4 separate regions of the Homo sapiens genome follow, and regions 1, 3 and 4 are each linked to region 2. The links are chromatin loops, found by intact Hi-C in ENCODE. Cell type or tissue: endothelial cell of umbilical vein. All regions are shown on one strand.

What was found. Peaks named below come from ENCODE experiments on the same cell type or tissue, not always from the same donor. Only the 100,000 strongest peaks of a DNase experiment are listed, where the experiment ranks them.
Region 1: a loop joins it to region 2, with 10 times the contacts of the local background. A loop is called at or near these places in 23 of 110 quality-filtered maps.
Region 3: it touches region 2 in a loop (5-fold over the local background); 2 of 110 quality-filtered maps call a loop at or near these places.
Region 4: it touches region 2 in a loop (14-fold over the local background); 11 of 110 quality-filtered maps call a loop at or near these places.

Annotation. Positions count from the first base shown.
Region 1 is chr3:38,840,642-38,848,641 of GRCh38, forward strand. It overlaps SCN11A (sodium voltage-gated channel alpha subunit 11), which reads right to left. Exons shown (of 30, transcript NM_001349253.2): 30 at 5,123-7,101. The coding sequence ends at 6,053. Among named protein-coding and RNA genes, the nearest start is that of SCN10A, 28 kb to the left of the region's middle. In endothelial cell of umbilical vein, CTCF peaks have their summits at 612 and 3,470 (motif pointing left); a DNase peak (open chromatin) is centred at 3,460; H3K27me3 peaks cover 530 bases.
Region 2 is chr3:38,735,581-38,743,580 of GRCh38, forward strand. SCN10A (sodium voltage-gated channel alpha subunit 10) reads right to left here. Exons shown (of 28, transcript NM_006514.4): 14 at 6,711-6,949; 15 at 3,935-4,108. Among named protein-coding and RNA genes, the nearest start is that of SCN10A, 77 kb to the right of the region's middle. In endothelial cell of umbilical vein, a CTCF peak has its summit at 3,260 (motif pointing right); a DNase peak (open chromatin) is centred at 3,251; H3K27ac peaks cover 319 bases.
Region 3 is chr3:38,654,029-38,662,028 of GRCh38, forward strand. No RefSeq gene overlaps it. Among named protein-coding and RNA genes, the nearest start is that of SCN5A, 8.3 kb to the left of the region's middle. In endothelial cell of umbilical vein, a CTCF peak has its summit at 1,849 (motif pointing left); no DNase peak of the experiment used is centred here; H3K27ac peaks cover 531 bases; H3K27me3 peaks cover 2,226 bases.
Region 4 is chr3:38,996,276-39,004,275 of GRCh38, forward strand. The region is part of intron 2 of SCN11A (sodium voltage-gated channel alpha subunit 11); the gene reads right to left. Among named protein-coding and RNA genes, the nearest start is that of SCN11A, 52 kb to the right of the region's middle. In endothelial cell of umbilical vein, a CTCF peak has its summit at 3,862; a DNase peak (open chromatin) is centred at 3,886.

The DNA of each region.
Region 1 (8,000 bases), 110 kb after region 2:
AACAACACGATAATAAGGGATTCATTCTATTCTCATTCCTGGTATTGGTCATTTATAACTCTTCCTTTTTTAGCTGGAAATTTTTCAGTTTATTGATCAGCCCAAAGAGCCAGCTTTTGGTTTTATTGATTCTCTTTATTATTTTTCTGCATTCCATTTCATTAATTTCTCTCTTATCTTTATTATTAATTATCTTCTGATTAGGAGCATGTTTTTAGTTTCCAAAGCAGCTTTAGGGATTTTTCAGGTATCTTTCTGTTATAGATTTCTAATTCAATTCCATTGTGATTGAAAACATATTTTTAGGATTTGAATATTTAAAATTTATTGAGACATTTTATAGTCCCATCTTGGTAAATGTTCTATAAGTACTTAAAAATAATGTGTATTTTGTTCTTACTGAGTTCTATAAAAATCAGAGCAAGTTGGCTGATAGTTTTGTTCAAGTCTCCTATACCTTTTTATATTTTCACTCAGTCCTGGAGTGGTCACTCCCAACTCCAGGCAGGGCGTTTCCCTCACTTGATGTCTCCCCTGATTAGTGGTCCATCCCTTGAGGCTTTGGTGCCCTCCCATGGAATAGTAGAAACCTCTCTTTTCAAACTTCAATGTGAAAATGGATGATCCAGAACATTACTGAGACCTTCACTTAGATCCAAAGCAATTTTTTTTTCAAGTATTGCTCTTTAAAACATTAATTTAGGAGAAAAACTGCGTAGAAGTCTAACTAGGGCTCATGAATCAATAGAATATGAGCCATCAGCATGATTTGGCTCCAGGTATATTTCCTATAGTCCTATAGCTCCAATATACCTCCTATACTTAAAATATAGGAAGAACTTAGAGTATGGAAAGGGGGCAGGGGAACTTGAAGCTGCACTGGCACCAATGACACAGTGTTTTTACTTAGCCTGTATGCTCATTCAGAGTATCTTGAATTGGGGGATTGGTGCAGATTAAAGGAAGCTAAATTAGTACCCCCAGGATACCTCTTGGTAGCACTACAGTCAGACTAGTACAGTTGTAGTCTACATTAATAGAAGTCTATTGTCCAAAAGGAAAAGATGTTCCATTGCTCCCTGCTCTTCTAAAACCTGGGCACCTGGTTTTAGAAGAGATAGATTAACCATATTTAGAAGAGATAGATTAACCATAGATTGCCTGAAGAAGGGAGAGAATAGAAAAAGGATGGAAGCTCTGTCAAAATATTAGGGGACCAAATACATCTACAGAACTGAGTATATTAAATTTGGAGAGGGAGCACAGCATCTCCCCAGTGTGAGTTTCCACATTGTAAAGACAACTTTAAAAACATGCATTACTTTGAGAGAAAAAGAAATGGATGCAAAAGGTTCACAGACACTAGCAAGAAAACCCTGTACCTTCTGTTTAACATCAAGCACATTGTCTCTTTTTGTCTGAGAGGCAGTGCAGTATAGTGGTTGATAGCTTGAGACCTAGAGCCAGAATGCTTGGGTTTGAATCCTGACAAAACCTCTTACTGGCTCTCGAAGAAGCCTCTTATTTCCTCTACATGCCTTAGTTTCCTCATCTGTATAATGAAGGTTACAAATAGTTTCTACCTAATAGAGATATTGTGAAGAGGTAAGGCTGGTAAAGTGGTTACCTGGCCCAGAGTAAGTGCTCAATAAATGTTAGCTCTTGTTTTCTCAGTGCTACTTTGATTACTCCTTGTGTATCAAGGGACAGGATTGCCCATTCAATGACCCCGGAGGTTCTATCTGGGTTGCCAGGCAACAAGCAATCTGGAATCAGTGGCTTACCCTCCTTGAGCAGGAGTAGCTATACAGGATTTCGGATCCCCAAGGGCATTGGGTGTTAGAAACTGACATTCCAAGACTGCTCCCTGGAATAGCTGGCTCCCTGGCCCAATTGTTTATAAGGCAAGCTCTCATCTTCGCCCTATAAAAAGGTAGAGCAATAAGGGGTGGGATTCTTTCCTGGATCCTGCATGCTGCTTGGTGGAAGGGATGAAAAGGTGGGACTGTGTATCTCATCTTGTTGACCCAATTTCTCCAAGGAAGCCTGCTCTGTTCTCACATTACATGTCATGGTATTTACTGTCACCTACTACCCCACATTCTTCTCTGAACTGTCTCACTCCTCTTCACCTTCATTCCCTGAAAACATACCCTCAGGGCAAGTCCCTTGCCTGCTTCTAGAGCTGGGTGTACTCTCTCTCTCCCATGATGTCTGCTCCTGGGGTTTCAGACATCACCTTTGCACCGAAGACTCCTGTCCACACCTTGTCCTCAAGTTCAAGTCTTGGCTGGGCATTGTCAGTTAGACCTGACATCTTAAACTTTCAAAATATTTAAAATTGAATTACATTTTAGATGTTCTTCCTCAGCCATTAAAACAAACAAACAAACTCCAACCCTTGCTCCTCCTATGCTATTAACTTAGTACCCTTTACTGTCATCTATCTTGTCCTCCCTCATGGTCAGGCAGCTGGCACAAGCATCTTGGAATCACACCGCATTGCCCTCACCTCCTTCCTGGCTCAGTGCCTCTTCCCTACCAGGATCAGACCTTGTTTTTCTCCATTCCACCTTGCACATTCTATCCAGTTATTTTTCTTCCCTGCTAAAACACCTTCAATGCCTTCTTATTATCAAAATACGCTAGAACTCCTCACTCTGGCATTTGAGGCTCTCCACAAATGTCTGTGTCTAAGATTCAGTTGCTGCTGCTCCACTCCCTATACTCCATGTCCAGTCAGTTGGGTAATTCATACTTCCTCACACTTTCTAGTTGCCATTGAGCTGCCTGTACTGTCTCCCCGACTTCAAACACCCTCCAAAACCAGGTTCACCTGTCAAAATCCTACATACCTGTCAAGCGCATCCATCTCAGATGCTCCTCTCTCAGGAGGTCTTTCTGTGAGCTTGCTTCATTCATGTCCTCAGAGCAGAGGCATGTTTCTGGTTTATTACACTTGTTATGTTGTATTGCATTATTATTGCATGGACACTCATCCAATTCTCCTGCCAAAGAGCAAATATGCTCTTGAGACTATAGTCCTATAGTCTATTTGGTTAGAAGCAGTTTACACAAAATACACTGCATTCATCCTTGGAACATGTCTGCCAGATGAATTGCACGGGGGCTGATCTACCTAGAGTAAAGAAAACTCAGAGAATAAGGGGACTGGATTCATGTGCCTGGAGGGCTGTTTGCAGTGGAAACTCAGTATGTCCCAGGGAAACAGAGCTCACACCAACATCTCTGCCTCCTGAGGGTGTCCTGGATCCTCTCGCAGTGAGCAATATTTCTAGGGATATTACTATGAGCTTTCTATCACCCATCCAGGGTTTAGATAATTCACCATATCCTGCCTGGGCTCTTCTCCCTTCAACCCTATGGCTTTCTAAGTGCCAGGCCTGTGTACAGATGATGTGCAGCCCTCTCCGAAAAGAACATGTTGGACATTTGCTGCCATCTAGTGAAGGTAGAGTGGTCCAACCTTTTGATAAAGCTAAGCAGATCTTGTTTTCTCCCTAGGAGGTGGCCCCTGGAAACCAGCCCTGGTTAAACAGAAGCATGTCAGGGTATACAGGTGTGCATGGAAGGGAGGAGGGTGAAGCCTGTTTTATTATTATTTTTATTTTGTTCCACATATTCTGAGGGTGAAGCTTCTATACAAAACAGATCACATTCAAGCTCCTGCATGGCAGTCTGGAATGGGCAAGACCATGTCCTTCCAGATCCTCCCCCTACCTCTAGCCAAAAGGTACCCTTCTTGAAATGATGACGAGCCATCTTTTTTTTTTTTTTAGAAACTTGATAGGGAATCTATAAAACACCTAAGGTTCATAATCAGAGCTTCTTTTAAAGGAGCCATAGGTTACTTCCAGTACCTCAAGGAGAATGTGGCCATGACTTTGTAACTAGTGATTTCCACAAGGCCCTCCCAGTCCTGCACAGGAGCCCTGGTAGCCCATCTCAAAGCTTCCCTGGTCCTGAGCCCACCCACTTCCCCTTCCCATCATGGCACACAGGCTCGGGCTCCACCAGGTGCATGACTGTATGCAGGTCACTCAACTTCTCTGAGCCTCAGTTTTCTCCTTTTTAAATGGGGTATATCTTCCTCATTGGGTTGGTACGAGGTACAAAAGAGATCATTCATGACAAATGCTTAGCCAGTGCCTGATGCACAGAAACCACTAAATAAATATTAGATAATGATATTATCACTATTTTTACCAATGCTTCAGAGCACAAGGCTGCCTACAAAACTCAGGCCCTTGAAATGAATACATCAAGTCATGGTAAGATCTTACACACTGAAAATAATCACCTCTCAGCCCACCACAGGATCCAGTGCTGCCATTCCCTTTGCTGGGCAGTGTGGGGCAGGTCAGAGGGCCCGACCTCAGACTCCAGGCTGCTGACAGACACATCAGTTCTTCTCACCTGTCTGAGATACAGGGTTCCAGGGCTATCTCTATGAGGTTTTCCTCCACTCCTCAATGATCACAATGTAGGTTCTTTGCCCCTCGCCCAGCCTTTTGGGGGACTGAAAGCCTAATGCCTGTTTGACCTCTTGGCATCTCCAGTTTTTAGGGAACTCCTGGGCTCCTCCTGCTCCCAAGCCCTTTTGATAGGTCTGGGTGTTTCTTTGAAACAGACATTCAGCCAAAACTGTAAATAGGGCTCATCAAATGGCTAAGATCACTGGTTAAGCAGTATGTCTATGGATCTCTCACCCCGTGCCCCACGTGTTGCTAAGAGGGTACTCTCTCTGTCCAAGGTGCCCACTGCAAATATCTTAACCAGCCAAGTGGGGCTCTCTTTTCAGTTTCAGCAAGTGATGTGCTGCAGTCAGCTTGAGCCAGCTCTCAAGAACTTATTATGAGCATCTCTTCTCAACTCCACGTCCAGTAACATGTTGATAGCTTGAAATCAGCCATAATGGGAGTACTCACACCACAGAGATTAGTGAATGCTATAAAGCATGGCTTTCTTTTTCCTGAACAGTCAGTTGTTAAACACTTGTCAGATACACCACTGGTTCTAGTCTTTAATTGCAAGCAAAGCACCACATTTAAACCACTACTCACACAACCACTGAACAAAAGGGGAATATTAGTGTACTACCTGAAAGGAACACAAACAGAAAGCTTTATTGAATTTATATATATATATATATCTGAGATGGTAGCTTGTGAAAGGGTAGTAATTGACAAGTCAAGATTGTGCCTCTAGGTTTTAAACAAACCCAAAATAATTAATGTTGGTAAAAAATGTCTGCAATAAGCTATTCATTTATTGGCAAGTTTTGAATTTTCATTTAGCATGCAAAAGAGCTACATGTGATAAACCACATACTTGCATCAGGAAAATATCAAACAAAAATGATGTATCTAGAAACATAGAAAATACAACTTAAAATTTTAATGTGTTTTTTGTTTCTTATTCTTTTTTGTTTAGATATAATTTGAACCATGTTTCTTTTCTTTTCTTTTTTGAAACAGAGTCTCACTCTGTCACCAGGCTGGAGTGCAGTGGCACGATCTTGGCTCACTGCAACCTCCGTCTCCCAGGTTTAAGCGATTCTCCTGCCTCAGCCTCCCAAGTAGCTGGGACTACAGGCGCACGCCACCATGCCCAGCTAATTTTTGTATTTTTAGTAGAGACGGAGTTTCATCATGTTGGCCAGGATGGTCTCGATCTCTTGACCTCGTGATCCACCTGCCTTGGCCTCTCAAAGTGCTGGGATTACAGGCATGAGCCACTGCGCCCGGCCTGAACTATTTCAATCCTAAAATTGGTATGTCCTTTTACAGTCCTTCCTGGTGTCTTCTTCCTTATTATAATAGTACCACTGGTTGTCAAGTAGCCTTATCTTATATCTCTGTAAGTATTATTTAAAATGAAATTGAAATATCATTTATTTTAGCCAGAAAAGAAAATGGAATGGCTAATTTGGTGAATCCACTCCCTGTTGATACACTAAGCTGCTGACCCCTGGAGCTCAGAGGCTGAAGGCAAGGCTGTGAAGCTATGAGGTAGGCGTGGAGGTGAGGGCTCAGTCACAGTGGACCTTGCCCTTGGCCACCCCAAAGCTAGACAAGTCTCCATTGCAAAGAGTCTGGAGTGGTGAATGAGGCCCGTTTTCCAAGTCATTTTGGTCACCTTGGTCACCCTTGGTCACCTTCATCATGTACTTTCGAAAGGCCTTTTGAATAATAGCAGCACCTCTTTCCTCTTCCTTTCTCTTGGTGGTGGTGACTATGGGTTCATACAACTTCTTGAGAGGATTGGCTTCCATGAACTTCTCTTCCATCATTGCTTTCATACTATCTAGGCCATCAGAGCCACCGAGTACCCTAGCGGTGAAGGCGAAAAGAATATCCATGCAGTGGAGGCGATCTTCACTCACCATGGGCAAGTCCATTACTAGAAATTGATATTTATTTGGCTTTGCGACACGCAAAGGCTCAGGCAAGGCATCAGCAAAGTCAGAAAGGGCAGAATATTTGATAAATTGTGTTGCTTCTGGGTCAAACTTTTCCCACACTTCATAAAATATGTCAAAGTCATCTTCACCCAAAGGGTCCTCACTTTCTTCAGTGGCTGTATTGAAGTTCTCTAAAATCACAGCAATGTACATGTTGACAACAATGAGAAAGGAGATGATAATGTAACTGACAAAGTAGGATGTGGCTATGCCAGGGAGGTGGCAGTTTTCTGAGGAAGAGTTACATGATTCTTTTGATCGCAGCATGGGGCTGAGCAGGGAATCCCAACCTGCTGATGTGCTTATCTGGAAGAGACAGAGCATGCTGCTGGCAAAAGTCTTGAAGTTGAATATGTCATCGATTCCAGACTCTGGATTCACTTTGGAAAACCAGTTCATACCCAGAATGGCATAGATAAACATAATCAGAAAGAGTAGAAGACCAATGTTGAACAGAGAAGGAAGCGACATCATCAGAGCAAAGAGGAGAGTCCTGATTCCTCGTGCAGCCCGGACAAGCCTCAGGATTCGGCCAATCCGAGCCAAGCGGACAATTCTGAAGAGCGTCGGAGGGAAAGGAATGTGCTCCTGATTTTCCAAGGTAGAAATCATTGTACCTCAGGAGAAGGAGAAAAGTAAATAAGTTTCCAGAAGGCACACTGGTTTCAGATCCAGCCTGTCTCCTGCCTCAGAATCCTATGGGGGCCAACTTTTTATCAATACTTTGTAGCTTATGTACAAAACTAAGAATTTCTTTTACCACTATCAGGGAAAATACCTATCTGTGTCTTAATTTGGAAAATAGTTTCCAAGGGCCATACAGTTCTTCTACATTTGTGTGTAGAAGAATTTAAATACAGCCCTACTACAAGTGAGGACAGCTTATCTGCTGAAAGAGCCACAATGTCTGTAGGGCTAGAGGGAAATGGTAGCATTGGAATGCTCACCTTTAGGCTGAAGCTGCCCATGGATCTTTCATAATTGTCATCCTCATTCCAAGGACTTCTGAGATCCAAACTCAAAAAGCTGAAGGGACACAATTTGGAGATACTTTCTCTGTTGCTGCAAACCCCATAAATGTCATTTCAGAGGTTTGATCAAACAGCTGAATATTTGACCTAAAATGTCGCCCTGCCTGCTCTGCAGGCAAGTGATACAAGGATTTAAGACAATTCACATTTTGGCCTAAACATTATAGAATGGTTGGAACATGCTTGTCTTGTGTAGACATGGCCTTGTTCTTGCTTTGAGAGTCTTCTAGGGTTGTTAGGGGTCATGGGCAGTATTTGAGTGCCCATGACCCCTAATGACCTTGAGTGTCCTGTAAGGTCACTAGGGGTCTATTAGGGTTCATGGGCAGCAGAATGCTCTGCTGTCACCTAATGACTAAAGAGAACTAGTTGATTATATACTTCACTGACTACCCAATTGTGCCAAAGAAGTTTAATTCATACTTTAATTGGAAAGTCAACCCTGGAAAGATGTAAAGTTTCTTAAGTGCCAATTCAGCAACAAC
Region 2 (8,000 bases):
AATTCTAAAGTGAATATGAAAGTGTGCAGGCCAAGATATTCTTGAAGTAAATTAGGTGGATTACTTGATTTACAGACACAGATATATTTAAAGCTGCCATAATTAAGACTGATATTGGTGCCAGGATAGACCAATGGACTAACAGAGCAAATGGAGCAAGGCTTTAAGTGACGGGAGGAGAAGCAATGCTATTTTGGGAGAGAAGGAAGACAGACTTTTTATTTCTTCCTTTTTCCCTCCACCTTCCTCTCTTTCTTTCCTTCCTTCAATCAATCAACAGGTGTTTATTGAGTTCCTATGTATGTGCTGGGCCTTGTGCTAGGCCCTTGGGATAAAACGGTAGACAAGAAACTCTGGTTTTTGCCTCATGGGATAGCAGGACAATTGTAAATGCCAGGTTAATTTGATGAAGGAATCCAACTTTAGATAGTGTGGTTGGGGAGGTCCCCTCTAAGGAGGTGACAAGTGCATTGAACACAGAGTTTGAGAATAAGTGAGCTAAGTGAAGACTAAAGGAAAAGTATTCCAGGCACAGCGAAAAAAACTTCAAAGGCCCAAAGCCAAGAAGTTCTCTGTTATGTGTGAAGAAGAGAGAGTAGGCCTTTTTGGCTGGAGCAAAGTGGGCAAGACGGAGACTGGTGAACTGGCAGGTCCTGATTATGCAGAACTTTGTACACCATCATGAGGAGTCTGGATTTTATTCTCAGAGCAATGGGAAACCAGTGAAGTTATTTGTAACAAATGTAGGTACTAACATAAGATGTTGGTAATAGGGAAACTCTGTGTGTGTGTGTGTGTGTGTGTGTGTGTGTGTGTGTGTGTGTGTTGTGGGATTGATGGTATATGAAAGCTTTCTGTTCAATCTGCTCCAGTTTTCTGAAAACTGAAAACTGTCCTGAAAATAAAGTCTATTAATTAAAACCAGGAAACTGACCAGCTGGCGGTGATTTTTCTCCAGCATTTCTCACAGCTCAGGTGCAGACAAGGTGGAGAGAAATATTTGACTTAGACTCTCCGGTGAGGTTTTGGCAAACACAAAAACGCAAAGAGGCAGAGGGAAAAGGTGATTGAGTTTGTTTTCAAGGGCATAATAATATTGGTGGGCTGTGAAATCTAAGCTAGGTCATGAGGGAAGTGGAATAGATCCCAAGAAAGTGTGTAGTTGGTGGGTGTGGTTAGGGAATTGAGCACTGATCAGCATGTTAAATCAGCGAGGTGGGGACAGGGTAGCATTCCCCTGCAGAATCCTGTAGGGGCAGACTGTGAAGTAAACTTGCCTATTTTTGGTTGTTTGGGACTTTAGACTGTGGGATCAGAACAAAAGTAGCACATAGACCTTAAAACACTAAGCTTCTGCTTCCCCAAGTGTAGCAGAAATGTTCGTTTTTTTTTTTTTTTTTTTTTTTTTGAGACGGAGTCCCGCTGTTTAGCCCAGGCCGGATTGCAGTGGCGCAATCTCGGCTCACTGTAAGCTCCGCCTCCCAGGTTCACGCCATTCTCCTGCCTCAGCCTCCCGAGTAGCTGGGACTACAGGCGCCCGCCACCGTGCCCGGCTAATTTTTTGTATTTTTAGTAGAGACGGGGTTTCACCGTGTTAGCCAAGATGGTCTCGATCTCCTGACCTTGTGATCCGCCTGCCTCGGCCTCCCAAAGTGCTGGGATTACAGGCGTGAGCCACCGCGCCCAGCCTCGTATTTTATTAGAAAACTAACTGTGGGCCTGCCAGGGTATGGGGGTGTGATATCTCCTGCTCTCTTGACGATTGTGCATAGGTACCTTATATTGACCATTAGCTTAGGGGCCTACATCTTGACATCAATTTCTAGATACCTAGAGAAATCTGTCCTTCTAAAAATGTGATTTAATTCTGACCTTGTAAGATTTTCAAGTTATGGATAAAGAGTCCTACCAGGCCTACTCTACCCTTCTCCTCCCTGGGATGGTGACAGTACCATCAGCTTAGGCAGATGCCATCAACCAGCGTTTCATGGCACAGCTGTGTCTCAGGACATGCTTTATTTGGTCTTTAGAGTGTTTTTAAAAACTGGATTAGTAGCCAATATTAAAGACATTTGCACAAAAATCTGGATTTCTGACTTTTTTGGAAAATTAGTAACTCTGACAATAATGGACAGGCCATAGCTCGTCCTTCCCTCCCTCCCTCCCTCTCTCTCTCCCTCCCTCCCTCCCTCTCTCTCTCCCTCCCTCCCTCCCTTCCTCTTTCTTTCTTTCTTTCTTTCTTTCTTTCTTTCTCTTTCTTCTTTCTTTCTTTCTCTTTTTCTTTCTCTCTCCCTCTTGCTCTCTCTCTTTCTTTCATCTGTCTTTCTCTCGCTTTTTCTATCTTTATTCCTCTCTCTCTGTGTCTCCTTTCTTTTTTGAGACAGGTTCTTACTCTGTCTCCCAGGCTGGAGTGCAGTGGCACGATCATGGTGCACTGCAGCCTCCACCTCCCTGGTCTCAGGTGATCCTCCCACCTCAGTCTTCTGAGTAGCTAGGATAACAGATGTGCACCACCATGCCTGGCTAATTTTTTCATTTTTTGTAGAGACGGGGTTTCACCATGTTGCCCTTGAACTCCTGGGCTCAAGCGATCTGCCTGCCTCGGCCTCCCAAAGTACTAGGATTACAGGTGTGAGCCACTGCACCTGGCCTGAGATGGTCACATTGATTTCTATGTAAACATCCCTCCCAGGAGTTGTGCACTGCTTTGGGTCTGCCTAGGTGAAATGGAGTCATCTTTGCCTGTCTACCTGAGGCAAATATCCAGTGCCCACATCTCTTCCATGGCTGGCTCTATGTCACTGCACATGGGCATTTGAGTTTGCCACCCCTAATCCAGGTACGCCAAGTTCAGGGGCTCAGCACTGTCTCACTGGCCCCTGTGATAGGGTCCCAAGCAGATCTGTCCTAGAGTCTCGTTGCCTCCTGAACCATGCACCCCCTTCAACCTCTGGATGCCAACACTTGTCAGGACCTTGGGAAGATTGTTGGATACTCCCCTTTGTTTTGTCACCTCTCTTCAAGTCTAGATGCAGGGCTCCCAGTTAATACTGAGAGATTCCTGAGAGCAGGCGGCCTGCGCTAACAAGCCGTGACATTTCTTCAGGCCTCTTTCCTATTCCCAAGAGTCAGTGAGATGCCAAGCTTCCTCCAGATGGCCTGGAGACCTAGTGACCCGACACTCCTGGGAATCTGACAGGTTTGGCTGACAAACCTGTGGCTCTGATAAAAGTGGGTGGCCTGTGGCACTTCTCCTGTAGAGGGCGTCCTGGAGCTGAGTTTAGAGAAGAGCCATCATTGCATGTGAGTGAGACTAATAGGCAGGTTGAAGGTGCTTGAGACATTGGGGCTGTGATTTCGGGCACAAGGGAATCAGAGAATGACTTCCTTGAGGCTGGAAGGAGCTGGGGCTCTGGAGTCAGACAACCTGGATTTGAGATCCAGGTCTGTGGCTTATTCGCTTGCTTGGCAGATGGGAGACTTTCGGGTCATCATGGAACCATTCTTTTTCCTCACCCACCCCTGAGGATCTTAAAAACGACTATCTCTCAGGGTTGTTGTGAGCATAAAATGAGGTGCGTTTTTTCAAGTGTCCAGTGCTATGCCTGACACATTGTAAGTGCTCAGTAAGTATTAGCTGCTGTGATTATTGCTGTTATTGTTATTTGATAAGAGACGAGGACAGTGCTTGGAAGTCCCCTCTTGGTGCAGATAAGGGAGCCAAGGCCCAGAAAGGAGAAGGCATGTCCCCACTCTGAGTCAGCGAAAAGCTGGGGCCACAGACCCAAGTCTCCAGTCGCCCAGGAGTCAGACCCTGCTCCCTCCCACAAGGACAGGAGAGGAAGGGGGAGCTGGCTGGTGCAGTCCCCAGAGCACAGTGTCTTCCCTGAATCTGGGTGGGAGTTTCCCCAAGCCATCAAGAGAAAAACATTACCAAGCGGAAGCTCCGCAGCACAGACAGGCTTCCCTTCTTGGCCACGCCCAGCTCTAGCAGACTCACAGTGACGATGATGCAGTCAAAGATATTCCACTTCTTCTGGAAATAATAGTATGGGTCGAAGGCAATGATTTTGAAGACCATTTCAGCAGTAAAAAATATGGTAAAGACCTAGGAGTGGAAACAAGCTTTCATCACAGTGGGATCTGTGGGGTCGGAGGCAATGATAAAAATGGCAGCAAGAAAATGTCTTATTTACAAAATAGAAAATCCTTTTGTTTTGTTCAGTTGCTATGTTATCTGTGGGCTCCTGAGGATTGGCCAGGGTAACAGTCAACGTGACAGAATGGAGACATTTCTGCACCATTCTCAGGGGCTGTGCATGCTGCAGTTTTTCCACGTGAATGGTGGTGGGAGTGGAATAAGCGGATAGTCTTTAAGATCATTATTATAATATCATTTTGTCAGTGAAGAGTCAGTCTGGTTCAGTAGTTAAAACGTGTGGGTTGTGGGACATCACAGACCTGGATTAAAATCCCAGCCCAGACATTTCCTAGCTTATGTAAGCTTGGACAAATAATGCATCCTTCCTGTACCTCAATTTCCTCATCTGTATAATGGGCATAAAATGAGCCAATGCATGTGCAGTTCTTAACAAAGGGCCTGGCAGACAGTAATTCATTCATAAGTAACAGTGACTAGTAAGAACAATGATTCATTGCCTCTAAGATTCTTTTAGGCTCTGTGTGTCTCTAATTGTCTTAAATAGGACAGAATTCTGACACTGAGAGAGGTCAGAACCAGGCTCGGGTAACACAACAACCAGCAGGGAAGGGAGACAGAGAAGGAGGAAAGCAACGACCAGGGTCAGGTGCTTTTCCTTCATATCTTTTTATCTGAGCCCCTCACCAGCCTGAGAAACAGACAATGCATCCTTCTTATGGAGAAGAAAACAGGCTGAGAGTTTAAGTGACTTTCTCATGCCACAAGACTGATTCAAAGAGTATCTATGGAGTGTCCCTTGTAGGCAAGTCAGTGTGGTGTGGTGGGGGGTAGGGTTGAGGTCTTGTGTCTTCCAGAGACCTGGGTCCACCCTGGATCCACCCTCACCAGCTATACAATTTTGGGCAGGATATTTAACCTCTCTGAGTCTTAGTGCTCTCTTTTGTCATGTGAGGGTGATGTTAACCTCATAATGTTGTTGTGACACTGAAATAACATTCATAAAGCACCTGACTCATTGCAGGCACCAAGCACATGACTTTCTTGCTTTAAAAAAGTGGCACTTTCCTCTGACACTGTGGGAAAGGCCTTTTCTCTCTCTTGCTTCCACTTTTCTAACTGTAGAATGAGGGTGTGGGCTCAAATGTCTATTCCATAAGGCCCTCTGTGGTCTTAGGCTGACTTCTTGGGAATAAGCATTCTCTTCTCTTTCCATTTTTCCTTTTCATATCAACTTTAGGATGTGACCTCAGCCTAGGTGCTGCCAAAACATGAGGCATGCTGATTCCACCATGTTCCAGAACCTACTGCTGCCCCTTTCACAGCCCTGGATTATGGCGGAGGGAGTGGTTTCTAGGGACAAGTAGTCACATTTCCTCTGGGCCTTCCCCCTCCACCTAAGTCTGCAGCCTATAAGAAGCTGGACCCCAAAGCCAGACAGTTCTGGTGAATCCAGTAGGTCACCTCCAGCTTGGTGGACCCTGCTGCGGACATGAAGGCAGGATGCTGACCCTTTCTAGCTTCTGCCTATCATGTGTGCGTGTGTTTGAACACACACACACACACACACACACACACACACACGCAAGTCTTGTGAGGTGGCTTAATTCAGGGGTTAAGAAAAGCGGGCTTGGCAGCCGGTCTGTCTGGGTTCAAATTCTGATGTGGCCACTAAACTCAACTCTATGATCTTGGGAAGATTATTTAACCTTTTGCATCTCCATTTTTCCATCTGGGAAAGGGAATAACAAGAGTGCCTACCATGTAGGGTTGTTGTGAAAATAAAATGAGATAATCCATGAGAAGCATCTGAGTATTATTACTATTCCTGTGGGTGGGGCAAGGTTGGAGCAGTTGTTGTCCCTCTGAGTCAGATACTTTATCCAGTATATAGTGAAATCCAGTATGGATTGTATCTTGTTAAGAGTAAATAATACTAACAAGTGATGGAGGAAAATTTAAAGCAGCATGATGTCTAAACTAGATGCCAAAGAAAAGTTCCGACTTCCTGATGCTTTTGTTACAACAGCAACCTTGTTTCCATGTTTCCTCCCTTCCACTGTCTTCCCCTTCCCTCCCCAACTCTTTTTCTCCTTAAGTGACAACATTGAAAATCGTGGCTACTGTTAATTGTGGTCATAAAAGTAATTACATTGGAAGGAAACAGACAAGTCCAAAGATTGTCTTTAGATAAAAAAGTGACATTTATCCTCATTTCAAGGTAGAGGCAACTGAGATCCAGAAAATTCAAGTGGTTGTCCTATGTTTTGTAAAGGGCAACTAGCTGCCTCTGGCTCCAGGCTCTCCTGGTTCACTTTCCTGTGCTTGTTCATCCCAAAGCCATTCCCACCAGCTCAGCCTGGGTCCTCCCACACTTGACCTCCTGAACCCAGTGTCCACATGTCTCCTGCACTGCTGCTCTGCTCTCAGCTAACTGGCTCAACACACTAACCAATAAGGGCATGCCCCACCCCACCCGAACTGCACCCTGCCATCATCCCCACCCCGCCCCGACCACGCCAGTGAGGGCAGTACCAGCCAGAGCACTCACGATGTTGCCTATCTGGAGCATGGCTTCGAAGGTAGGGCTCATGCCATGGTGCTCCATGGCCATGAAGATGGTGTTCACCACGATGCACAAGGTGATGGTGAGCTCTGCAAAGGGATCCGTCACAAGCCCAAAGAGAATTGTCTTGAGCTTCACCCACATGGGGCAGCAATCCCAGATCAGATACTTCTGAGACAAGCTGGTCAAGCAGGGTGGGCACTTCTGTTCAGACTCCTCGAGTTCTGCATTATAGTGTGGTCAATGACAGCTGTCAGCCATGTGTCACCTTGGACCCCAATTCTGCGGTCATCCTCTAGACCTTGTTGTTAATAATAAGTACCACCTCCAACATTTTGACTTCAGCCCTCTCTCTGTCTCTGGTATTCATTTCCTATATTTTGAACTCCTTTAGTCCTGCAACTCCAATTAATATCTGCCCCATCCAGTCCTTTAAACTGCTGACATTACATATTTTTACTGCCCATCACCTATATCATGTCCTTACTTCTCAATTTGCCCAGCTTAGATTTCACATCCATCTCTCTAACTACTCCCTTGTAGGCACCCTCAATTCCTTTGCCCCTCTCCTCCTTCATTGTACTTGCCTGGCAAAACCTGAACTGTGAATAGACCCAATTTGTAGACTACTCTGTACTTGCACCCAACCAGCTGGACCTGGCTGGAAAAAATACACAACTATGCTTACCAACCCTCCTAGAGATCTGTGAGCCCCAGCCTTGCCCTGCCCAGAAATCTGGCTGTGTTTCTATATTATATTCCATTCCTTCATTCTTCCAGATGACTGTTTCTCACTTCCTCTTCCCCCGTCTAACCTCCGGCTCTTCTTTCTACTTACTCTCTGTTGATGAGCTCCCTTTTATTTCACTCAGAATATAGACTAGTTCACAAAAGAACTTCCCCTTCTTCCTACCACTAAATCTCTGGCATATCTGCAAGTCCACCTGGTATTCTGTCTTCGTGCCCCACACAGTGCGTGGGTGGCTCTACCCCTCCCACTTGTGCCGGGCTCTTTCCTCTCCCACCTATTCAAGGCCTGCATCATCCAGACCTGTCTCCCTTCCAGACCATTGCCATGAGCAGGTAAACATGCTTTAATTATCTCGCGGCTTTGAAAAAGTCTCTCTGGACCCCATGCTCTCTTTCATTACTGCTTCTTTGACAGTAAAATTCCTTGCAAGAGTTTTCTACACTTAACCTTCTACAGCTCCTTACCTCTTTTTTTCTCTGCAGCCCCTGGAATCTGACTTTAACTGCTTCCAAATTCAAATAATT
Region 3 (8,000 bases), 82 kb before region 2:
CCAGCCCAAGAGAAAACATCTCTGATACTGGGCACTGACATTACCATCTATACTGCCCACTTGTCAAGAAACTCTGCCTGCTCCGCATTCATCCCCACCCCTCTTTCTCCTTGCCTGCCTCTTCCATGAAGGCTGTAAGAGGCAAACAGTATTTGCCTTTCCAGTTTTTCCTATACCCAGTGGCGGCCATGTAACTTAATGAGGGCCAAGGGTCAGAAGCAAACTTCTGCTAGGGAAGGGCAGTTTCTGAGAGAGCATTTGTTTTCCTGGTAAAAGAGGACAAGAGCTGCTGGCTCTACTGTCTTCCTCTTCTTGATTCTCCCTGCCTTGAATGAGGACATAATGCTTGGCGCTTACAAAACCTCTCTCAGCCTTGAAGGTAAGGCTGGGAGATTTGCAGAAACATTGGCCTTGATGACAGTGAACCATAGAACTAATACCTTTGTACTTCTCTTTCATGCTCTTTTTTTTGAGACGAGTCTTGCTCTGTCGCCCAGGCTGGAGTGCAGTGGCGCGATCTCGGCTCACTGCAACCTCTGCCTCCCAGGTTCAAGCAATTCTCCTGCCTCAGTCTCCTGAGTAGCTGGGATTACAGGCACGTGCCACCATGCCCAGCTAATTTTTGGATTTTTAGTAAAGACAGGGTTTAGTGTGTTGGCCAGGCTGGTCTCTAACTCCTGACCTCGTGATCCAACTGCCTCAGCCTCCCAAAGTGCTGGGATTACAGGCGTGAGCCACCGCGCCTGGCCTTCTCTTTCACTCTTTGTTTAAACAAATAAGACAGGATTCTCTGCCACCCGCAGCCAGATTGTGTTGGGTGAGGAGGGGCCTGGTAGCTCAGTTACTCCAAATACAAACTATTTACTAGCTCTGGTGTTTTTAACCTCACTCTTCCTCCCCATTTTTGAAGGTACCCAATGCCTGGAGTCCTGAGAACTTTCCAGGGTTTTGAAGAGAGTGGCTATCCCTTGCTTTCTTTTGCCAGCTTTCCCTCTGCAGACACACTCTGCTCTGGCAGTTATGGCTCAAACTTGCAGGAAGTTGTCATCATATCCGCTGTTGGCCCCTCTTCTGTACATTTTGTCCTTTTACAATTATTTCACTGTCGGCTGGGGACTGTGGCTCATGCTTGTAATCCCAGCACTTTGGGAGGCCGAGGCGGGCGGATCACCTGAGGTCAGGAGTTCGAGACCAGCCTAGCCAATATGGTGAAACCCGTCTCTACTAAAAATACAAAAATTAGCCAGGTGTGGTGGTAGGTGCCTGGAATCCCAGCTACTCGGGAAGCTGAGGCAGGACAATCACTTGAATCTGGGAGGCAGAAGTTGCAGTGAGCCGAGATCGTGCCACTGCACTCCAGCCTGGGTGACAGAATGAGACTCTGTCTCAAAACAAACAAACAAAAAAAAATTATTTCACTGTCATTTTAGTGACGTTTCAATAGATGTCTTCCACTATATTTTGAAGAAAGTCCTCCATTTCAGTTTCTACCCCAGGTATTTTTAAGTAGTAATCAGATACTACCCTCATGGGTTGTGAGCATTCTTGCTTTATTTTGAAGGCATGAGCAGTTGAGACCCTCTATCTTAGAAGGGGCAGAGAAAAAAAATAAATGTATTCATGGTCAAGGCCATGATCTGCTGCCAAAGGGCTGGTGACCCAATCCTGCCTTTATACCTAGACAATGGACAGGGTAATGCTCTTAATTGAGGGACCATTCCCATGTGGGAAGCACCTGCTGTCTCTTACATGTACCCTCAGCCCAAGTCAGACACACATGCCCTCGCCTCTGCCAGTGGCCCCACTAGCTCAAATAATGCCTGCCTGCAAATCTGCAAATGAGGATGAGCCGCCCCTTCCTCAAGACACTTGACTGCCATCTGCTGGAAAGTTGAGAGAAAATAGAAATCTCTGATGAGTAGGAATGTGCATCGTACTCCAGGTTGTGTGAAGCATGACGGTGCATGGCATCGGCCCCTGCCTCCACCCGTCTCATCTCCTTGCTACAAAATGCAGTCCCTCACCCATCAGCTCTGGCCATTGTAGTGACTAGGGAGCAGGGCTTGGAGGGCCAGAAGCCTTGATAGGATTCTTCACTTATAGCCCATGTGACCTTGTATTAAACACATAACGCTTCTGGGTCTTACTTTACTCATATATAAAATGAGATAATTCTATACTTACCTAGCTGAGTTGTTAAGAGGAGCAAATGAAATAGTATGGGAAGATGTTTTAAAAATAAATATTTTACAGATTGAATTTGACAGTCATACTATCTAAAGCCTATTCATCCTTTGCTTTTGATTGGGCTCCCTAAAAACCCTAAAAACAGACTCTAAAATGGAGATTTGCACTCAGGAAGTTTCTTTGGAGTTCACTTGAAAATAATATTTGTAAGGATGTGAGGGAAGCAGGATTGGGCAGAGGAAGTTGAACTCTAATGTGGTTGCAACCAACGCCTCAGCCAAGCCTCCTGGAAGCTGGGATGACCAGGAGTTGGGGTGACCCCTTGGAGTTGTCCCAATTTTAGGCCAGAGAGGTATGAGCAAGCTTGTCTACCTCCACTTCAACCAGTCATTGGCAGTGGCCTGCTTCTGATGAGAGGCCATAACCTTGGGTGAGCAGCTCCCATGAGGCAAGGGCAATGTCCAGAGAGGGGCACATCTGAGAGCCATCAACAGCCACGCTCCTGGCAGCTGGAGGAACAACCTCCAGCTGGAGGAGGAGCTAGAGGGAGGAATTCCATCCTAAGAGGGGCTCTGGGCAACTCACTGCAGCATGCTCTCTTCCCTTGGTTGTACATGTGGAGTGAGGGGTGTTGTTGGTGCACGCAATATGGAAGCCATAAGAAAAAGAGCCAACCATTGATTCTATACATTATACAGCCTTCCCAGGTCTGAGCTTTGTAGGGTAAGAAGCACCAGACTGTTGTGGCCGGGGAGGGGGGGTCTCCTGGGCATTATCCCTTTCACTCAGCTGGCCTTTCTGGCAGCTGAATCTGCTCCAAGCATATTCTATTCAAAGCATATTCTCAAGTCCACATGGGGTGATCTGCTTCCCCATGTTCCATTGCATTCCACTGGGGACATGTGATCACCCTGAGTTCTGCCACCTTCATAAAGGTGCAATGGTTGTCCTGTGTTTTGTCATACTTCACATCAGTGCAGTGGTGTAGTTATGTAAGAGGGTCAGGGTGAGAGATTTAGAGGCTGCAGATCCAGAATCCTGGTGCCTGAATTCATCCCACAGATGTATTTTTGGGGGCAGGGAGAATGGTGTGCAGGTAAAGTGTGTCAAATAGTTTATAGCAATGTGAATATCTTTGTCTGAGACATGCACTCACCGGGTCCTTTTGATCCCCACCATTCCGTGTTGTGTTATGTTTATTAAATTACCTGCCTGGCTCTGCCGGCATTTGCGATTTTCTCTCTTGGATTAGGACCAAGCAGCACCAAGAGGACTGTGGAGCACCCAGTGTGGCCACAGGAACTAGGCTTAGAAGGAGGTGGGTAGGCTCTGGGCAGGCTGCATGCTGTAATGAGCAAGCAGGCAGGGACAGGAATGGGGCTGAGGGTGGAGGGGAGGGTGACGTTGGTTACAGAGGAGCTAGTGAGCTGTGTTCAGAGCTGGAGACTCTCACTGGATGGGAACTGTGGTTGGGCATTGGGTTTCCACCAGAGTTTTATTTTTATACATTTGAGAAGCATTTTTATTGATACACACACACAACATGGATTAATCTTAAATTGTTGTGTTAGGTGAAAGAAATCAGCCTCAAAACGTTTTGTAGATGTTATGAATTCATTTATATGGCATTTTGGGGAAGGCAAAATTAAAGGAACAAGAAGCATCAGTGGCCGTGGTGGCTGGGGGTGGAGGGAGGTGTGGGCTGACTACAGAGGGGCGGAGTGAGGGAGGGAGCATTTTAGGGTGGTGGGCTGTTCTGTATCTTGACTGTGATAGTGGTTCCATGACTCTGCATTTGTCAAAACTCACAGAACTGGACACCAAAAGGAATGAATTTCCCTGAATGTAAATTAAAATATAAATAAATAAATGGTTTAAAAAACAAGAAAGGAGGCATTTTTACCTTTGTGAGCGGAAGTGGTGCTTCCTTCAGGAATGTGTGAGTGTGTGGGTGTGTGTGGAGTGGAGGAGAGACAGGAGGTATCTCTGGCTGTTAGAGAGATGGTAGTCAGAGCTGCCGTTCTGGAACAGTCCCTGGATTTCAGGTATTTCACCTCTGCTGCTCTGTACATAAGCCTGGTCTAGGGGCTCTGGTTGCCCAGAAACAGGAGTTTGGACTTTGAAACAAAAGGCTGTGTTTTGTTTTGTTGATCAGATGTTTTCTCCCTAAAGCACTCTTCACTCTCTCTTTGGTGGTAGAGAAGAGGGAGGGAGCTGGTGAGTGAGGGAGCCAGTGATCCCACGATGGGGGCACTCCTGAGCCTCCCCCTCAGTTCCGTTCCTTCCCCAGCATCCAGATTTCTAAAAATAAAAACATCAGGGATTTGGAAAGAGGACTGGAGTCCCAGTACTGCATAGGTTAGCTGAGAGGCTGCCCCAGGCCTCAGTTTCCCCATCTCTAGGAGCAAAACTGTGGGATTCTGAAATCCTCCAGTTACCCCACCTCACTCAGCAAGAATGCTGTCATAATGAATGAAGAAGGCACACAAGGAGCAACTCAGCCTCTCCTGCTGCCATTCCCCTGCCTGGGGCTACCTCCTTCACTTCTGCATCCAAATGCTAACAGGAGTCCTGGGTGTCCCAGCCTACCCCGTGCTGCCTGCACACTCCTGAGATTAGTGAATGAACAAAGGTGTTAGACCTGACAAGAGGATTCAGGAGACTTTGGTTCTTTTTTTTTTTTTTTTTTTTTTTTTTACTGGAAGTCAATGCTTCGGGCCAGAAAATGCTTAGACCTGGCAGCGGCTGACAAAAGCTGCCTCTTGTCAGCAAGTGTATCAGCTTCTGAAAGAGATAAGAGGCAGGGGGCTGGAGTGCAGGCTTCTCAAGTGAACGCTGACAGGAGAACAGAAGAGCTGCCTCCCACTCTCATCAGCACGGAGATCCGGGCTGCCAGGGCGGAGACATCAACCACTCCAGCCCCCACACTGCTCTGATGAGGGGAGACAGGTCTGGGCACCGACAGTGACCTGCCCAGGGCCCGCAAGCAGCAGCGGCTGTTGCTGGGGTCCCTGGGGAAAGTCTGGGGACCTGTCCGCCTAAATGCGCACTGGGAAGAGTGGAGCTGCTCTGGACTTAGCTGTGGAATGGAGGCAGCCTTGTAATTTCTGAGCGCTGTGGAGAACAGAATCCATGTGGCTCCCATTCTGAGAAAGGAGTGTTGGAGGCCCAATCAGCCACAACTCCCAGGGAGGTTGGCTTCAGCCTGGGCCAACTTCGGGACCACTTCCTTACTGATGGACCTTTCCATGGGAACAGGGTGAACACAGGGCTTGATGTTTGTTCTTTTGGAAGATTCTACTGAATAGCTCTCATTCATTTCCAGGGTCCAGACCTTAGCTGTAATGCCTTTTAGGGCCCCACCTGGGATGCTCTAGATAAACATCCAATAGAAATGCCTTTTCCTATGGTTGTTGTCAAGCCTCTAGGGGTGGACAGCAGGGAGAGGCCCTCCGTTTTCCTCCTGGCTCATGTGCCTGGTCTATACCTGTTGGATCACACTGAGAAGCAAAATTGAACTGTTTAATGCTTCTGAGGCTGAGTGGATGGGACACTCAGCCTCAACTTCAACATCCTTCTAGTGCACCTTTCTGTACCCAAGCCAGAAGGCTAGCAAGTAGATTTCCCAGACTCCTTTGCAGACAGAGTTCTGGATTTAAATTTAGATTCCACCAATTAGATGTGCTGGCATGAGATTTGAATAGCAGTTTAAAGCAGAAATCATCTTCCTACTGTTTTGGCTGTTTCTCCTGGCAAGCATAGTAGAGATGTTGGGCTTTTCTATATCAGTATTCCAGTGACCTGTGACTAGATTTATGAGTATAAAAAAATAATATGTAGCAAGTGTAATGGCTTTCTTATCATGGTGAATTCTCCCTTCATTTTTTGAAGCACTCTCTTGGAAGTCAAACATCATGTAGAAAGTCTGATCACCATGCTGTGAGGAAGCTCAGGACTGCCATAGGTAGAGAGATAGTCCATGTGAAAGAGCGATGAGATGCCAAGATCGGAGTAAAGCATTCTTGGATATTCTAGCTCATCCTAACCAACAGCTGAATTCAGCTGAGTGAATGACCCTGGCTATTGCCACATGCAGAAAAAGAACCACTCAGCTGAGCCTGCCCAGGTTCCTAACACACAAACTTATGAGCAAATTAGAAGGTGTTTTTTGTTAGTTTGTTTTTGTTTTGTTTTTTTTTGAGACAGAGTCTTGCTCTGCCACCCCGGCTGGAGTGCAATGGTGCGATCTCGGCTCACTGCAACCTCCACCTCCCGGATTCAAGCAATTCTCCTGCCTCAGCCTTCCAAGTAGCTGGGATTACAGGCACCCGCCACCATGCCTGGCTAATTTTTTTTTTTGTATTTTTAGTAGAGATGGGGTTTCACTATGTTGGCCAGGCTGGTCTCAAACTCCTGACCTCAGGTGATCCACCCGCCTTGGCCTCCCAGGGTGCTGGGATTACCAGTGTGAGCCACCGTGCCCTGCCTAGAAGGTAAGTTTTTAAAGCCCATTAAATTTTGGGATAGATTGTTGCATCTCAATAGACAACTAAAACACTGATCGTTGGATTAAAGCTGTTATAATTATTACGTTTTTAAATGGAGACATAATTTACATGGGGTAATGTTTAAAGTGTACAACTTGGTAAATTTTGACATATGTATACATCCATAAAATTGTTACCACAATTAAGATAGTGAACATATACATTACCTCCAATAGTTTCTTGTGCCCCTTGCAATCCTTCCCTCTTGTCCCTTCCTGTATACCCACCTCCTCACCCCTGTCACCAGGGAACCACTGATCTACTGCCCTTGCTTTCTGATACTACAAATTAGTTTGTATTTGTCTGGAGTTTTCAATAATGGGATAATTATTATTATAATTTTTCATCTGGCTCTTTTAAGCATAATTATCTTGAGATTCATTCCTGTCATTTTATGTATTGATAGTTCATTCTTTTTTATTGCTGAGTAGTATTTCATTGTATGGTTGTGTCACAATTTGTTTACTCATTCAACTGCTGATGGACATTTGGGTTGTTTCTAGTTTTAGCTCTCATAAATAAAGCTTCCATGAACATGGAACATGGTGCTTCCAAAGCACCATGATAAGAAAGCCATTACACTTGCTACATATTCACATGCAAATCTTTGTATGAACATAGGCTTTCATTTCTGTTGGGTAAATATCAAGGAGTGAAATGGCTGGATTGTACAGTAGAGGAATGTGTAAATTTTTGAGAAATCATAAAACTATTTTCTAAAGTGGTTACACCATTCCCACCAGCTGTGGCAAGTTCCACTTCCTCCATTACCTCCCCAAAACTTGGTCTGGTCTGGTCAGTTTTTTAAAAGTTTAGCTAAGTGTTTAATAGTATATCATTGTGATTTTAATTTGCACTTTCCTAATGACGGATGATGTTGAGCATCTTTTTGTGTGCCTGTTTATTATCCTGGTATCTACTTTTTGAAGTGTCTGTTCAAATTTTTTGCCCATTTTAATATTAGATTGTTATTTGCTTATTATTGAGTTTTGAGAGTTCTTTATATATTCTGAATCATTTATCAAATTTGTGTTTGCAATTTTTTCCCAGTATGTGGCTTATCTTTCTTTTTTTTTTTTTTTTACAATGTCATGGACTTCTGGTTTCAAAATGGCAGCATAAGTTCAAGCTAGCTTCACTGTCCTCCCCACAACAGAAAACCAAACCCAAATTATACAGTGCTAGGATTATCACCAGCAATATCCCAGAGCTCAGATATGAGAATGAGTCAATTCCTGGGGCCACAAAGAAGTGAAAAGACTCCAA
Region 4 (8,000 bases), 260 kb after region 2:
GTCAAAAGACAGAGCCCAGAAGCACCCATGTAGCATTATCCAGGGCAGGGAGTGCCTAGCAGATAGGTATTTCAATCTGCTTGAAAAGAATGTCCTTTTCAAGGATGAGTGTATCTTGCTGTCAAGATTCATAACATCAACCATCATTTATCCAATTAGCCTCATTTGCAGGAATCCCAGACTTCGTGATTAGGTGGCTTCCAGGAAGCATTTTTCTAAAGACTCTAGGAAGCTGCCATAAGGCCCCAGTTATCTTGGCAGTGTTGTCTTTTATTGTAAATGAATAAATCAACATCAGCCTTGTGTGGACTTTGAACTTGAGACCCTACTTTTGAGAAGATCAAAGTGCTGAGAAGATAATGTTCCCATAATACTACAACTGCATTGACCCACCTATTAGCATCTGCATCCATAATCACTGTCTTCCCTCCTGCGGTATATTGCGAAGATGGCAACAAATTCTTCCATGCCCTATAGTTGTGTAAATTTGCGGTTTCTCCCATCAAGAAGGAGAGTCAACTGGACATGGTGGTGCATGCCTGTAGTCCTGGCTACCAAGAGGCTGAGACGGGAGGATCACTTGAACCCAGGAGTTCAAGGCTGCAGTGAGCAGCCACTTGATCATGCCACTGTACAGGATAAATGTTAATTCTTCCTTCACCGCCAATCACATCTTACTACTTTCTTTGCCTCCTCCTGGGTTTACATGACCATCAGTTCCCCGCTCAGTTACCACAAGTGGCCTCCTAACTAATCCCCCTGCTTCCACCCTTGCCCCCTCTAATCTATTCTCAACGTAGCAGTCCAGTGATCTTTTAATAAAGTCATGTCATGTCACTGCTCTGCTCAGAACCTTCCCATGGTTCTCCGTTTCTCTCAAAGTCTTCACAGTGACCTCAATGACCTCCAAAGCCCTGTTCTATCTGCTTCACTCCCATTAAATCTCTGACCTTGCTTTTGGTCTCTCTTACTTACACTTACTCCACTTCAACCACATCAGTCTTCCTGATGTTCCTGGGACAAACCAGGATGCTCTCCTCTTAGGGTTCTGGCCCTGGCCATCCCCCTTTGCTGGAGTACTCGTCCCCAGATGTGAAAATGCCTAGCTCCCTCATCTCCTTTAAGTCTCTGCTCAACTGTCACTTTCTCCATACATCTATACCAGTCACCCTATTTAAATTATAATCCACAAAGAAATCCCAGTCCTCATGCTATGCTTTATTTTTATTTTTCGTTTCCATAGTACTTACTCTCTTTTAACATCATATACAACTTATTAGGTTTGATACGTATTCCTCTGCCCCCACTAGAATGTTAGCTACACAAGGGCAAGGATCTGTATCTGTTTTGTTCACTGACAATCTCATGTGCCTAGAACAGTGGATAGAACACAAATGAGACACTTAGTAAATGTTTGTTGAATGGCTAAGTTAGTGCTTGAATAATGGAGATAAATGAATGTGGAATCTCCATGTTCATCTCTAATTTTCCATCTCCAAAGATTCAGAAAGGAGCATAGGCCTTAGACAATGGGGCTTTCCCCACCGTCTGCAGTATCACATAATACCTGTAAGTATTTATCATGAATACCAACCAATGCCTGTTAAGGTACATGTTTATGGATTAATACTTTTAATTCAAGATATCCTCACTTGGGACAATGAAGGTGCATACTGATAGGAGAGAATCCGATTTTAAAAATAAATGTATTAAATATCTATAACTTAAGGATGAGAAGAAAAGGATTTTCATAATCCCCTTCCAAAAACAGAGGGATTCTTTGCTTTAACAACTCCCTCCCATAAAAAAGAAGTCTTGCTTTTTAAACATGGAACTTCTCCCAAAACTGATTAGAATGAGACTCACTTTATAAATATTTACATGTACTGTTTTTCAGAAATATGACTACTACGTTAAGGGAAGGAAGAACAAACAGTTATCTCTGCAGCTGAATTTCTCACGAAGTCCAGAGGGCAGCTTTTATGAGCCATCCCAGCATTTCTGTGATTTAAGTTTGAAGCAAGCAGATGTAGCCATCATAGGAAAATGTCATTCCTCTTGGAGGAAGAAGCTGGATGAGTGAGTCTGGAATCGGGTTTGCAATCTCCACTAACCAAACACATAGCAGCACTTCTATGATGCTTTTATGTCTAGTGGGCTTTGTAAGCTCTTATAAGGTAGAATTAAGGAGTTACTAGTTCAACCATTGTGGAAGTCAGTGTGGTGATTCCTCAGGGATCTACAACTAGAAATACCATTTGACCCAGTCATCCATTACTGGGTATATACCCAAAGGATTATAAATCATACTGCTATAAAGACACATGCACACATATGTTTATTGCGACACTATTCACAATAGCAAAGACTTGGAACCAACCCAAATGTCCAACAATGATAGACTGGATTAAGAAAATGTGGCACATATACACCATGGAATACTATGCAGCCATAAAAACTGATGAGTTCATGTCCTTTGTAGGGACATGGATGAAGCTGGAAACCATCATTCTCAGCAAACTATCACAAGGACAAAAAACCAAACACCACATGTTCTCACTCATAGGTGGGAATTGAACAATGAGAACACATGGACACAGGAAGGGAAACATCACACACCGGGGCCTGTTGTGGGGTGGGGGGAGGGGGGAGGGATAGCATTAGGAGATATACCTAATGTTAAATGACGAGTTAATGGGTGCAGCACACCAGCATGGCACATGTATACATATGTAACTAACCTGCACGTTGTGCACATGTACCCTAAAACTTAAAGTATAATAATAATAATTTTAAAAAAGCCTATTTAAGGATAATTATTCCTGGGAAAAGTCTACTTAACATGAATCCACTTAAATGGGAAGCAACATTTTACAGCAAATAATGGAGGTAAGGGAGAGTGTGGATTGAAGCTTTAGCTTTAAAAGAACTAAAAATTATAATACTACATTTGTTTTCTTTTACATGTAACCACTTTTGATTATCATTGCAACTATAGACGAATTCTTAGGACAGGAAGTTGAATCAAGACTCATTTTGGTGTGCTTTTTTTCTAAAAAACAAAATTGTAAGGTGGCAAAATATGGCATCCATCATTTCTCATTTGACCTTCATATCAAGATTTTAAAGAAGGTAAATTTTGCAAAATAATCAAGGACTTCACTTTTCTCCAGGACCTCTCCTAACCCTTTGAATTTCTAATTATCCCCTTTTGAAGACTCTATTATGTCATCATCTTTGTTAATTTTCTCTTCTTCAATTGTAATCAAACTCTGCCAGACCCTCATTTCTTGGAGGCATTCTAATAATTATTCCATCAGTCCTCCTCCATTGCTTTCATTATCTTAGTGAAATCCTTCATGTTTGTGAGATTGGCAGTTTCACCTTGCAATTTGTCAGCATAATAATCACAGTAAAAACACCTGACAATAATAGTGGGTGGGAGTAGATGCCAGTGTTAAGCCAGAGGGAGGTGTGAGTGGAGACTAGCTTTATAAGGTTCTGTTAGTGAACATTTCGTGTTGGGATGACCTTTGCTTCCCAACTTATAATTATAGGTACTCCAATAGTAAATACTCTGAAAATGAGGTTCCCCTGCACTCAAAAACAGGAATTAGCATTGCAGGTTCTTGGTGAAAGTACTAATTGGAAGAAGTGTGATGATGGATATAGCACCTGGAAAGGTGATCAGCTGTAACCTATGCATGCTGGCTGAGGAACTGACCAATACCCCCTCAGGCTTGGCTCTCAGCTCCTGTAGGTTTGAGCCCTAAAATGTGGTCAACACCTGAAGCTAGAATACTGAAAAGATAAAGTAACACAAATATCTGCTTTGTAGCTACTGCCATCTAGTGACTTTAAACTTCATTTCCAATTTGATGTTTGTTAACATCATAACCAACTCTAGGGGGCAATACATTGCATGTAGTCTGTGACTTGGATGGCTTAGCTTAGCTTTGTAAGAGCTGACAAGACTTAAAATCCTTTCCCCCTGTTGGGAGTCTGTTCGGAAGTCTTTGATTTGTGTCTGGGTTGGTGTGGACTGGGTAGAGCTTGGTTTTACAAGTCCTCAAGGTATGCATGATGATTCACTCTTGGAATAAGGCTTGTTCTTTCATCTCCTGACTTTGCACATGTTCTTTACATTGTTGACCTACTCTCCAGCTTCTCTTCCACTCAATCAGCAAACTGTTCTTAAAAATCAAATTCAAATATACCCTCTAGAAGGGCGTTCTCAACTCCCCCCTCCCCAAACTTGTTCTTACTTTCTTCTGTGCTTTTAGATCAAGTTTTACTCAGTTCTGTTACATTTACCACATGCAACTTAATTATTTAATAGTCCTTTCTTCCTCTAAACTCAAGATTTTGGGGTGCAACTGTTACGGTTTGATCTTATTAGCATGTATTTCATTCACTACCTAGCACGTTGAAGATAATCACTGAACATTTATTAAATTAATTTTTTTAAATACCGTGATTGGCTGGGTGCAGTGGCTCACTCCTGTAATTTCAGCACTTTGGGAGGCCAAGGCGGGTGGATCACTTGAGGCCAGGAGTTTGAGACCAGCCTGAGTAACATGGCGAAACCTTGTCTCTACTGAAAATACAAAAAATAGCTGGGCATGGTGGTGTGCGCCTACAATCCCAGCTACTCAGGTGGCTGAGGCATGAGAATTGCTTGAACCTGGGAGGCAGAGGTTGCAGTGAGCCATGATCATGCTACTGCACTCCAGCCTGAGTGACAGAGCAAGACTCTGTCTCAAAAAACAAAAACAAAAACAAAATCCACGATTATGCCAAATGGTTCTTGGTTTCACCAAGGTTACATTAACCTCCTAAACTCATTTTTTTAGTGAGGTAAAATTCACCATTTTAACCATCTGAAAGTGTACAATTCAGTGGCTTTTGATATATTCACAATATTGTGCAACCATCACCACTTTATAATTCCAGAACATTTTCATCACCCCTCAAAAAAAACTCCATATCCGTTACAAAGCTGATCTCCATTCTCTCCAGTCCCCAGCCCTTGGCAATCACTAAACTACTTTCTGTCTCTATGAATCTGCCTACTCTGGGCAAATAAATACGATTATATAATATGTGGTCTTTTGGCTTCTTTCACTCAGCAAAATGTTTCTTTTCCAAGGTTTATGCATGTTGTAGCATGTATCAGTATGTCATTCCTTTTTATGGCCAAATAATATTCTATTGGATGTATATAACACATTTTGTTTATCCATTCATCAGTTGATGGACATTTGGATTGTTTCTACTTCTACATCTATGTTTTCTTCTAAGAGTTTTATAGTTTTACTTCTTACTTTTACGTCTTTCATCCATTTTGAATTAATTTTTGTGTATGGCGTGAAGTAGGGGCCCAACTTTATTCTTTTCTATGTAGCTATCTAGTTGTTACCAGCAGCATTTGTTTAAAACAAACAAACAAACAAACAAACAAACAAAACACTATTATTGGCCGGGCGCAGTGGCTCACGCCTGTAATCCCAGCACTTTGGGAGGCCAAGGTGGGCGGATCACGAGGTCAGGAGGTCGAGACCATCCTGGCTAACACGGTGAAACCCCGTCTCTACTAAAAAAAATACAAAAAATTAGCTGGGCGTGGTGGCGGGCGCCTGTAGTCCCAGCTACTCAGGAGGCTGAGGCAGGAGAATGGCGTGAACCCGGGAGGCAGAGCTTGCAGTGAGCCTAGATGACGCCACTGCACTTCAGCCTGGGCGACAGAGTGAGACTCCGTCTCAAAAAAAAAACAAAAAAAAACTATTATTATTTCCCCATTGAATAGTCTTGGCACACTTGTCAGAAATCAATTGACCATAGATGTATGAGTTTATTTGTGGACTCTCAATTCTATTCCATTCAGCTATACATCTATCTTTATGCCAGTACCAAACTGTTTGATTACTGTAGTTTATAATAACTTTTGAAATTTGGCCAGTGATTCCTAACCTGAAAAGTTCAAACAAGTCCAAATGAGAAACAAATATTGTGATTTATTTTGTCTATAATATGACCCACAACCAGTGCTTTAATAAATTCTCCTTACATGAGCTTTGTGCAAATGGACTATGTTTGTGAAGTAAAAAGAGCTGAGTTTCACCATCTTGAATGATTTATACAAGCAAAAGGCCAAAGGCAAAAAGGAACAGGAAAACATACACAGTCCAGGAATTTGCTGGCTTCTAAGAAGGGATTTGTATTTCTACAAGTTTTGTAACTGAAGGTTCAAAACCATTTTACCCAGATCACACAAACCATGGAGGCTCCAACTGACATCAAGGGTATGTAAGATGTGAGGAGACAGATGTAGTACAATTCTTCACCCTTCTCTGTATCCATACCCTTTGCCATGTGGCTTTGCAGTTTCTAGCACTCCTTGATTTTGCATTTGGCTTTGTGACTTGCTTTGGCCAGTGGAACAAAGTAGAAGTCATAGTATGTTGGTTGCAAACCTTAAATGCTCTTCTGTAATTTTGTTTGCTTTCTTGAACCTCTGCCTCTGCCAAAGAGAAACATACTTGCGTTAGCCTGCTTGGCCAGGAGAAGGATAGGAGACCCATGGAGTCAAGCTGAACTGCTGCAGCTAAGTTCAGTCTAAATCAGCCAACAAGATCATGTTCTTGTTCTTTTTTAGGAACTTAATTTAGAAAATTAAAAGTTGTTTATTACAGTGCTTTGCCTACCCAACTAGTAGGGAGTAAACTTATTTAGTCTTTGTAGAAAATACTTCTTTTTTAACTTTTATTTTAGATTCAGAGGTACCTGTGAAGGTTTGTTATATAGATAAACCCATGTCATGGGAATTTGTTGTACAGATTATTCAATCACCCAGGTATGAAGTCCAGTACCGAATAGCTATCATTTCTTCTCTTCTCCCACTTCCCACCCTCCATCCTCAAGTAGACCCCCGTGTCTATTGTTTTTCTTCTTTGTGTTCATAAGTTCTCATCATTTAGCTTCCACTTACAGGTGAGAACATGCAGTATTTGGTTTTCTGTTTCTGCATTAGTTTACTAGGTATAATGCCCTCCAGCTCCATCCACATTTCTGCAAAAGACATGATCTCATTCCTTTTTAGGACTGCATAGTATTCCATGATGTATATGTACCAGATTTTCTTTATCCAATCTGTCATTGATGGGCATTTGGGTTGATTCCATATCTTTGCTATTGTGAACAGTGCTGCAATGAACATCTGCATGTATGTGTCTTTATGGTAGAATGATTTATATTCCTCTGGGTCTGTACGCACTAATGAGATTGCTGGGTTGAATGGTAGTTCTACTTTTAGCTCTTTGAGGAATCACCATATGGATTTCCACAATGGTTGAACTAATTTACACTTCCACCAACAGTGTATGTGTTCCCTTTTCTCCACAACCTCACCAGCATCTGTTCTTTTTTTACTTTTTAGTAATAGCCATTCTGACTGGTGTGAGATGGTATCTCATTGTGGTTTCTATTTACATTTCTTTAATGATCTGTGATATTAAACTTTTCTTCATATGCTTGTTGGCCGCACATATGTCTTCTTTTGAAAAGTGTCTGTTCATGTCCTTTGCCCACTTTTTAATGGGTTTTTTTTTCTTGTAAATTTGTTTAAGTTCCTTATAGATGCTGGATATTAGACCTTTGTCAGATGCATAGTTTGCCAATATTTTCTGCTATTCTGTAGGTTGTTTACTCTGTTGATGGTTTGTCTTGCTGTGATGAAGCTCTTAAGCTTAATTAGATCCCACCTGTCAAATTTTGCTTTTGTTGCAATTGCTTTTGGTGTCTTTGTCATGAAATCTTTCCCTATTCCTATGTCCAGGATGGTATTGCCTAGGTTGTCTGCCAGGGTTTTTATAGTTTTGGGTTTTACATTTAAGTCTTTAATCCATCTTGAGTTGATTTTTGTATATGGTGTAAGGAAGGGATCCAGCTTCAGTCTTCTGCATATGGCCAGCCAGTTATCCCAGCATCATTTATTGAATAGG